Regions from separate parts of the Homo sapiens genome. Here region 2 is linked to region 1. A link is a loop called in an ENCODE intact Hi-C map of the cell type or tissue named here. Cell type or tissue: endothelial cell of umbilical vein. All regions are shown on one strand. Links, peaks and the distances in the headings refer to the core of each region. The heading gives the core; the rest is flanking DNA.

Evidence for each region. A loop is a pair of places that touch in the nucleus more often than their neighbours do. Peaks named below come from ENCODE experiments on the same cell type or tissue, not always from the same donor. Only the 100,000 strongest peaks of a DNase experiment are listed, where the experiment ranks them.
Region 2: a loop joins it to region 1, with 2.6 times the contacts of the local background. A loop is called at or near these places in 1 of 110 quality-filtered maps.

Annotation. Positions count from the first base shown.
Region 1 is chr11:34,975,210-34,979,850 of GRCh38, forward strand. It overlaps PDHX (pyruvate dehydrogenase complex component X), which reads left to right. Exons shown (of 11, transcript NM_003477.3): 8 at 2,915-2,973. Among named protein-coding and RNA genes, the nearest start is that of MIR1343, 36 kb to the left of the region's middle. In endothelial cell of umbilical vein, for the core only: no CTCF peak of the experiment used is centred there; DNase peaks (open chromatin) are centred at 2,332 and 2,542; H3K27ac peaks cover 3,397 bases.
Region 2 is chr11:35,075,705-35,080,345 of GRCh38, forward strand. No RefSeq gene overlaps it. Among named protein-coding and RNA genes, the nearest start is that of CD44-DT, 60 kb to the right of the region's middle. RefSeq lists an enhancer at 2,390-2,439. In endothelial cell of umbilical vein, for the core only: no CTCF peak of the experiment used is centred there; a DNase peak (open chromatin) is centred at 2,147; H3K27ac peaks cover 1,082 bases.

The sequences.
Region 1 (4,641 bases), core at 455-4,454:
ATTGTATGCCTAGATTTTTTTTTCTATTGTATTTACTGTTTGGGTTTCTCTCAGCTTCTTAGATGTATGGTTTGTTGTCTTCCTTTAATTGTGAAAAATTTCCAGTTATTTTTAATGATATCTTCTGTTCCATGTGGTTTCTCTTTGGGGCTCCAATTTTAAATGTTAGACTTTTTGAATTGCCCAAAGCTCTTAAATGCTCTATTTTTTTTGTTCATTCTTTTTTCTCTTTATGTTTCATATTGGATAATTTTTGTTTACCTAGCTTCAAGTTCACTGATTTCTTAGCTGTGTCTGCAAAGCTTAGCAAAATATATATTTTTTATCTTGGTTAGCATGGATTTTCCCCTCTGGATTTCCAATTGAATGTTTTTTTAGTTTCCATTTCTCTGCTGCTAGTCGCCATCTGTTTATGCATGTTGTACCATACTCTGCCCTCTTTACTCCTGTACTCTGACAGTGGGTATTTACTTCCTGTGTTTGTCTCTCCTCTGAGTGGATTATCACTCTTTGGCATTCAGTTCACCTGTTTGCTTTGTAACCTCCGCTCCCTAATGAGCTCAAGAAAAGTTACGATTTTGTAATTTATCCTGCTTTTTCTTTCACCCTGTCAGGATGGGAACAGCTTTCTTTTGCAACTTTCTACATCCCAGGTGAAAGCAGGACTTTTATCAGTTTATATACAGAGTTTCAAGATTTCATATAAAGACAACTTGAGAGCTTTTAAAAGTTCAAGGAACTAAATGGAAAGCTATTTTAAAGAAAGTGAGAAGTTTCTAAAAAATGAACCCTGGAAACACTCCTGTAGTTCTCAGATCATACTTGCTTAGTCATGATATAGAGGTTAATATGGGAATCACTTTCCTGTTTTCTTACTCTAATAAGGCAGAAAACAGTAATATTTCAGAGGAGATATGGATTAGTTTATTATCTTTGCATGGTCCAGTTTTGGTACACCTTGGTAATTAGGAATTTTCTTAAAAATCTTTACACCCCACATTATCTATCTTCACTCCTCTTTCTCATATAAAGTTACAATACATAACATTCTGTATGCATGCTTCACACTTTGCTTTTCTGTCTTGACAATGTGTAAATGAGAATGTTTGATATTACCTTACAAACTGTTTTCTACTCAGTAAATGTAACAGCATCTCCTTTCAATATGTTTGGAAAATCTCCATTATAAAGAGTTAAAAATAAAGGAATTCAAAGAGAAACCTACTTTACACATGTTAGATTTGAGATGCTTGTAAGCGATGCAAGTAGAAATTTCATGTGAGAAGTTGGATATACAAGTCTGAAGCCTCAGTATCTCAGAATTAGAGGTAGAATTTGGAAGAGTCATCATTATATAAATGGTATCAAAACCTTGGAATTGGAACTGGAACTTCTAGCCTGGGGAGATGCCAACATTGAGAGGAAAGGAATAAAAATGAGTGAGTGGGCAGAAAGTGGAAGAAAACCAGGAGAGTATAGTGACATAGGAGCCAGTAAAAGAATATATTTCATTCAACTCAAGAATGTTCCTAAATGTGGGAGTATGCTGAATACAGAATTTTAAGTGAGGACTGTGGACTTAGGTGGTAGGTTTGGGGGTCATTAGCTGGCAGATGGTTTTAGAAGTCTTCACTGTGAATACCTGTGGGTAAGTAGATAAAGTGAAGAGAAAGCTGAGAGAGCCATGAAAGGTAAGCAGAGTAAGTTCATGAACTGTTACATTTGAATTTGTACAAACCAAATCTTTCTATGTGGTTATCATTAAAAGCTTGTAAGCACTGTAAGTCCATTTATATTTCTATTCCTAAAGGGGTTTTAAGCAAAAATGTTTATATATTTCTGGAATTCTGAATTAGAGGAGCTTTGATACTTTGCAGCTGACAGTTATCGTGACAGTTTGACAGTATTTAGGTTTATGGTAATTCATCTAATCCCTTTCTGTAGTCTCCAGGATGCCTTTGGAATGAGCTGTTATTCACCTAAAATTCCGTGATACTTTAGTAATAGGATAGGTTTTTTGCCACATACCACTGACTAGATCTAGATCTTAGAGTCTTTTTCTATAAGCTCTTGCAAGAAAGAATCAAGTGTTGTTTACATTTTCTAACACTGTTATACCCAGTGGCAAATGCAAAGACATAAACAAATACTTTAGTTATGATCAGCTCGTAGGAAGTGGGAGGACCCCAGCTTTATCTTAAAATCATTATGTATACTGGAAAGAAATTGATTCAAATGCATTCACCATAAAACTATGGATGGAGAACCTCATTTTATTAATCACACTAGGACCTATGCCAGCATTGCTTCATCTTTGGCTTTTGTTATATCCTGTTTTGTTAAGTTAAAAAGCAGTTAAATTTTTTTTCACCTACACCCCATTAGTAAAAAGAAATTTTCGAACACTTTCCCATATGTGTATATATAACTGTTTATATATAAAGTACCTACATGTATCACTGTTCTAGTATAATCAGTATGTTATAAAGCATACAGAGAATAAGGGTATTTGAAAAGAACGAGGAAGAAAATGAATCATCTTGTAAACTTCCTGACTGCACACACCACAGAGAGATCATTTGTCTTTTTCGAGACATAGGAGTTAGTTCTTTTTTTCTGATTATGCTTGTAATGGGTCCTTCAGGTTCTTGTGTATGATATCTAAGCAATTTAAAAAATTGATAACCAAGGCCCAGAAGTAAACTTACATTCATGGTTAATATTATTGATCCAGGACCTCATATAATGCAAGTTTTTCTAATCATGGGAACCTTATTGACTAAGCAAACAAAAGCTTGTAATTTTTTATCATTGTTTGTCAGTACATTCCATAATTTACAAGTTTGAAGTTGTAATGGTCAATGTTAAAGTTATATTAGGAATACTAATTTTACTAACCTTATTTTTCTTTCAGATGACATTAAAGTATCAGTAAATGATTTTATCATCAAGGCAGCAGCTGTTACCCTTAAAGTAAGTAGCAGACTTCAAATGATTTTGTCTTCTTAAGTAGTTTCATGTCGTGGAATTTTTACAATGACAAATAGAACTCTTATTTTTAAATCACAAAAATTTTATAATTGTCTTGCTAAAAATATCCTATCGTTTGATCTCCCTCATTTTACAAATGAAGAAACTGTAAATCAAAAGGGCTCACAATGAATTAGAGCAGGATGAAAACCATTTATTCTAGGCATTAGAGATAGAGCAGTAAACAAAAGCTTACTTGATTTCTGCTGTCCCTGGGGCTTACATTCTAGTTGGAGGAGACAAACACTATTATATGTCAGATGGTGAAAGTGCTGAGGAGAAAAAGAAAGGATAAGGGGACAAAGTAACTAGGGGTGATTTTTCAAAAGGGAAGCGAGGGAAGCCCCTCTGACAAGGCGATAATTTAGATACGGCCTGAGAAAACAGAGGGAGTGAGCCACATAGGTATGTGGTAAAAGTGCATTCCACACAGAGGGACCAGCAAACACCAAGGCTGCAAGCAGAGGATCGCATTAACCAAAGATGTGGTGCTGAGGGTGGAATGTGCCTAGTATGGAGAGGTGGGAGATAAGATTTAAATAACAGTGGGAGAGCATGAAGGGGAACCCAAGTACATGAGGCCTTGTTGGACATGGTGAGGACTAGGGATTTTATTATGGGTGAGAAGGAAGCCTTTGGAGGGTTTTGAACAAATAACTAATGTGATCTGACTTATACTTCAGAAACGAAAAGGAGAGGCTGCCCTGGGTGCTGTGTAGAATGTAGCCTGTGGAGAGGCAAGGGAGGAGACGATGAGCTCCCCTGGGAGGCTTTAGAAGATCACAGTGGCTTGGACAAATGTGGTAGCAAATGGAGCTAGGGTGAAGTGGAGATTTGTGTTATGTTTCAAAAGTAGAGCCAACAGGATTTGCTGATGGATTGGATATGGGGTGTGAGAAAGAGAAACAAGCATTTTGGCCCAAGCAATGGGAGGAATGAGTTTTCCATGTACTAAGATTGGGAAAACTGGGAGGGGTATAGCTTTGGGTTAAGGAATCTAGAGTTTGGTTTTAGACATGTTACATTTGAGGAGCCTAACAGATATTCCAGTGGAGGTGGCAGGAAGGCAGGTGAACATATGAGCCTGCAGTTCAGTGGAGGTGATGTAAACCTAGCTGGCTGGAGTTGTAAATCTAGAACCCAGGCTTCCTGCCTTCCTGCCTGGCACTATTTTTCATCATGCCTCCTTTCTGTAACGAGGCTATTTTCTGGGATCACTGCTTGTTAACAGACTGTATTTAAAGTACATTTATAATTAACTTTTTATTTCTTGAAAAATACATTAATGAGGGTTCCATGGTGTAATGGTTAGCACTCTGTATTCTGAAAATTACATTAATACAGAACTTAAAAAGCATGCCCTTTCAGCAGTATCTAATTATTCATATAACTTTTCTCTTTTGATGAAATATTTTGAATTATATTAATGATTTAATTAATTGACTATTATTGTGATTGATATCATTAATTGTGAATCATTTTTGCACTCCTTAAATAAATCTCTAATGGGCATAAGCTATTCGTTAATATTTCATTGGATAATGTTTGTATCCAGAGTCATAAGTAGTGGTAATTTAAATTTTGTGCCAACATTATCAGACCTTTTTTCCC
Region 2 (4,641 bases), core at 186-4,185, 100 kb after region 1:
CCTATAGCCGTGTACTAGCTGCCTTTGCCTGGTTACGGCAAAGTATATATATATATATATATATTTTTTTATTATACTTTAAGTTCTAGGGTACATGTGCACAACATGCAGGTTTGTTACATATGTATACATGTGCCATGTTGATGTGCTGCACCCATTAACTCATCATTTACATCAGGTATATCTCCTAATGCTATCCCTCCCCCCTCCCCCCACCCCACAACAGGCCCTGGTGTGTGATATTCTCCTTCCTGTGTCCAGGTGTTCTCATTGTTCAATTCCCATCTATGAGTGAGAACATGCATTGTTTGGTTTTTTGTCCTACTGCAAGGTATTTTTAATCATTTGAGAGAGAAGGGTTTTTCTTTAAATCCATAGCTATTATAAGGCAAACCATTCTCAGCACTGGTGGGTAGTTTCATGGACTTATTATGCAAAGGAAATCATATCAGCAGTGATGAGCAGTTGAAGATTTCTCAGGTAGAAGTACAAAGATGAGACAGAGTCAGTCCAAAGCATTGGCAACTAAGTCTCAAAGTAAGGTAGCATTTGTGGAAATAAAGGGGGTAGTGGATCCTAGCTATAGTGTGGAAACAAGTAGAAGTTGGCTTATTGAGTGTGCTCATCAGCAAGTCATGCAGGGACCTCAGAAGCTGGTAGAGGGAAGAGAAGAAAGCTTGGAACTGCCAAGCCCAAGATGAGGGTGCCAAGGCTGTAAAATAGGACTGGTCTCTGATGGAGTCATAGAGAGGCCATCAGCATCACATTAAGTAAACAATACGTGGCTCCTTGAGCTAATAGGCCAGCATCTATAACTAAGTGGAAACTTTTTGGCAAGAAAGGCAAGATCCCAGGCTCTTCTAGAACAGAGGTTAACAAACTTTGGCCTTTGGGCCAAACATAGCCCGTGACCTGTCACAGCTTTACTTGTTGATAAATAATGCTGTACAGAAGCACATGTCTGTTCACATGTTACAATGACAGAATTGAGGAGTTGTGACAGATACTGCAGGGTTTGCAAAGCCAAAAATATACTCTATCTAGCCCTTTGCAGAAAATGTTTGGCAACCTCTGTCCTAGAAGATGGTGAGGCTTGGAGGCAGTATTGTGTTTCCAAGTGATATGTTTATCATGGACTGAGGGAAACCACTGAAAAGAAGGAAATGGCAAGGTTTAGGCAGGATGTCAAGACCGTATCTGAATAGTCTAGAGTCCAAGACCCCAGGTGTAGGCAGAAACCAAAGCAAAAGATCTCTCCTATTGATTGGACAAACATGGGGAGGATTAAGGCAAGAATGAGGCTCATTAGGCTTGTGAAATCCAAGCGCACCTTATAATAGATATAGACAATTCCAAAGCAAGGACAGCAAGTCCAGTTTCAATGATTGGCTGATGGGTTTCAGCCAATGGTCAGTTTGAAATGCTCAGTGCTGAGTGGGGCTGGGAAGGCAGAGACTGCCCCGGGAGTAAGGAACTATTAAGTCCAAATAACCTGGATCTTTCTGCTAGACAATAAGAGGATGGCGCTATCCTCTCTACTTCCTGTTCAATATAGTAGCTCATCACACTCATCAACAAAAGGAATGCAATGGAAATTAAAATATCTCCCAGATATGGTTGTCAGATTTAGCAAATAAAAATACAGAACACCTAGTTAAATTTGAATTTCAGATACACAAAGAAAAAAATTTAATGTAAGTTTGTCTGAAATATTGCATTGGACATAATTATACTAAAATTATTTATTATTTGAAATTCTAATTTCAGTGAGAGTCCCGCATTTTGTCTGGCAACACAATTCCCCGGAAACTGGCCACCTTTGTGATAAATTATGATTAACAAAACAATGTTTTAACTTCTGGGGCAGTAAGAAATTTCTAGACCTCTGGTCCTTTTTGTTTCTCCCTCTGTCTACATACTTCCTTTCCCACCTCCTTTTATCTCCTCTCTATCACTTCCATTTCAAGGCTTGTCCAGGAGGGAGGACCAGTCACATCTGTCAATACTTCCAAGAATTATCATATGGCTTTAACTCTCATTGATTAAACCAGAGAAAGGCTGGAAACAGAGAAAGAAGAAGTCAACCTTCTTAAAGTGACTCACAGGAAGGAAACCTGGTGGACGGACAGTTTGACGATTGGTTTCTGACTCACTGGAGATTTCTTTGCTAGAGATATGCATCATTAATTTGGTATCAACAAACCATTGACATTTCCCGGGCAGTACACAGAATGCTGTCGTGGTAAAAACAGGTTTAGATTAACTGCTGGGCACTTCCTGGTTCCAAACATTAAATTAAAATGGAGATTTTTGGGTTTCATGGAAATCTCTGAGATAAAAAGCAGAAGACTCTGTGAGAACCACGCTCACAGTTTTCAGGCATCACCCCAGCACTATATTCTGTGAAGATGTTCTTGGGAAAGGTTCAAGAGAAGTCAAATCTGTGTAACTTGCTGTATGCTGTGGTCACAGTGGATAAACCTCACCTGCAGTGAAGAGGATGTGGGCAAAGATTATGCTCAGTGATGACTTTAGAAGCTTGGGCAATATGTAAAAAACACTTACAAAACATTAAACTGATGGGATTTTCATTATTCTTCCCTACCAATCATTCTCTAGTGACCTTTCCACCACTGTGACAGTATTGGAGGCACCCATGAGGATCTCCCTCTGAGAAAGAACTTGCTGTTCAGCTGCAAGGAGTGCAGTTAGTTTGCAGCCCCCAGCTGTTTGCACCTTAGCATTGTCTCATCTTTGAAGCTCAGGCCATCCTCTTCTTGGGCAGCCCCCAGAGAAGGGCTGAGCACAGAGGGGTTGCTATGGCTTGGCCATTTCTTTCAACATGGGGCTCCTCAAATGAGCAATATTTGTTTTCGAAATGCCCATGAAGTGAGCCAAAACTTTGTCAGGTCTGCACTGAGCTCTGAGGCTCATGCAGTCCAATCCTGTTTCCTCCCCATTTTGTCTTCATTTCCCAATGCAATTGATTCAATGATTGTGTCCCCTAAAATTCATATGTGGAAATCCTAACCTCCAAGGTGATGGTATGAGCAGGTGGGGACTTTGGGTGACAATTAGGTCATGAGTGTACAGCCCTCGTGAATGGGATCAGTGCCTTTATAAAAAAGAACCCCAGAGAGCTCTCTCACTCTTTCCACCATGGGAGGATACAATGAGAAGTTGGAATCTGCAACCCAGAAGAGGGCCCTGACCATAACCCAACCATGTTGGCACCCTGATCTTAGACTTCCACCTCCAGAACTGTGAAAAATAAACTTCTGTTGTTTCAGCCACCCAGTCTGTGATACTTTGTTACAGCAGCCAGAACTAACACACCCAAGAAACCTCTTGCTTTCCTAATTCTGCCTTCTTGGCCACTTCCCTGAGAGCACATCTGACACACTATCATGGCTTCAAGGAAGCAGGCAGAATGGGTGCCATTTTAACAAAAGAAAATAAATTTTATGGGGAAAGTTCTTACCAGAAAGGAAGGGGACAAAAGGTTAAGTTCAGTCCTTCCTGCCCAAGAGAGATTGTGAATGAGAAAGAAATAGAGGCAGAGTGTGACCTTCAAATATTAGGGTCTTGCCTCCACTCTTCCTTGGGGTCAAGCCTTGTTGGGGGCGGGCTATAGAAGCATTTAGAAAGGTATTAGGAACCTAAGAACATTGGGCAAGTGACATACTTTCCCACACATGGCCTGGAGGAGGCTGAAAGCACCTAGGAGAAGCCTCGTATTTGTCTTGGCACCATGTCTAACATGGCTTGAATGAGATAGTGCAGCATTAGCAGACAGAGGAACCTTCATAGACAGCAATGTGATGTTTCCCTATGTTTCTACAGGCCCCGGTAAAGGTCAGGGAAATTCAAGGGAGATTGCTGAAAATGTAGAGGCCTGAGGTTGGGAAGTGGAAGCCACTGAGATCAAGGACTTTGATTTCTAGGGACAATGACATTGTCAGTGTTCCACAGCTATGAATGCCATTGCATGCCAATGGAGGGCCTAAACCAGGATCACCTCAGGGGAACTAGCATAGGACCTGATTCCCACATGCATAGTCACATGGTAATGCCACTCCCACCAACCACAGAAACAGGTGCTAACGTTGGGGAACTTAAGGATGCTGGAAGAGACCAAGAGTCCCTGATTGTGTAAGTCTGGTCTTTTCCTCGTTTCTCCACAGGGTTAAGGGCGCACAGGGAAGATTTGATCAGTTACAGAAAACAAAGAAGCTGCATATTTTCGCACAGCTGAGAGTGTGTAAATCAATTAGTGACCCCACTGCATTTGAATAAAACAGCTTACATTTTGAATTTTAGTCCAAGCTATACAGTTAAGAGGGTCAAACTTAGGGTCTCTTAAGTCACATCTGAATAACAGCCACCTGAAGGGAACCTCCATGGGCAGACAAACTTATAGTCTCTCTGTGTGGTGAACGTTTGGCCTTTCTCTAGACCACATTTTCCAAGCAGTGGGAAATGAACTACTGGTGATAACCAAGATGATTTTAGGGGGTGTGTGGACACCATTAATTAACACTGAATACGCCCAAAGTATTTCCAGTTTCTATAAGTCCTGATGACATAAGAGAAAGTTTTTGTGGCACTCTGGTCTTCAACCTCTCTAAAACCTTCCAATTC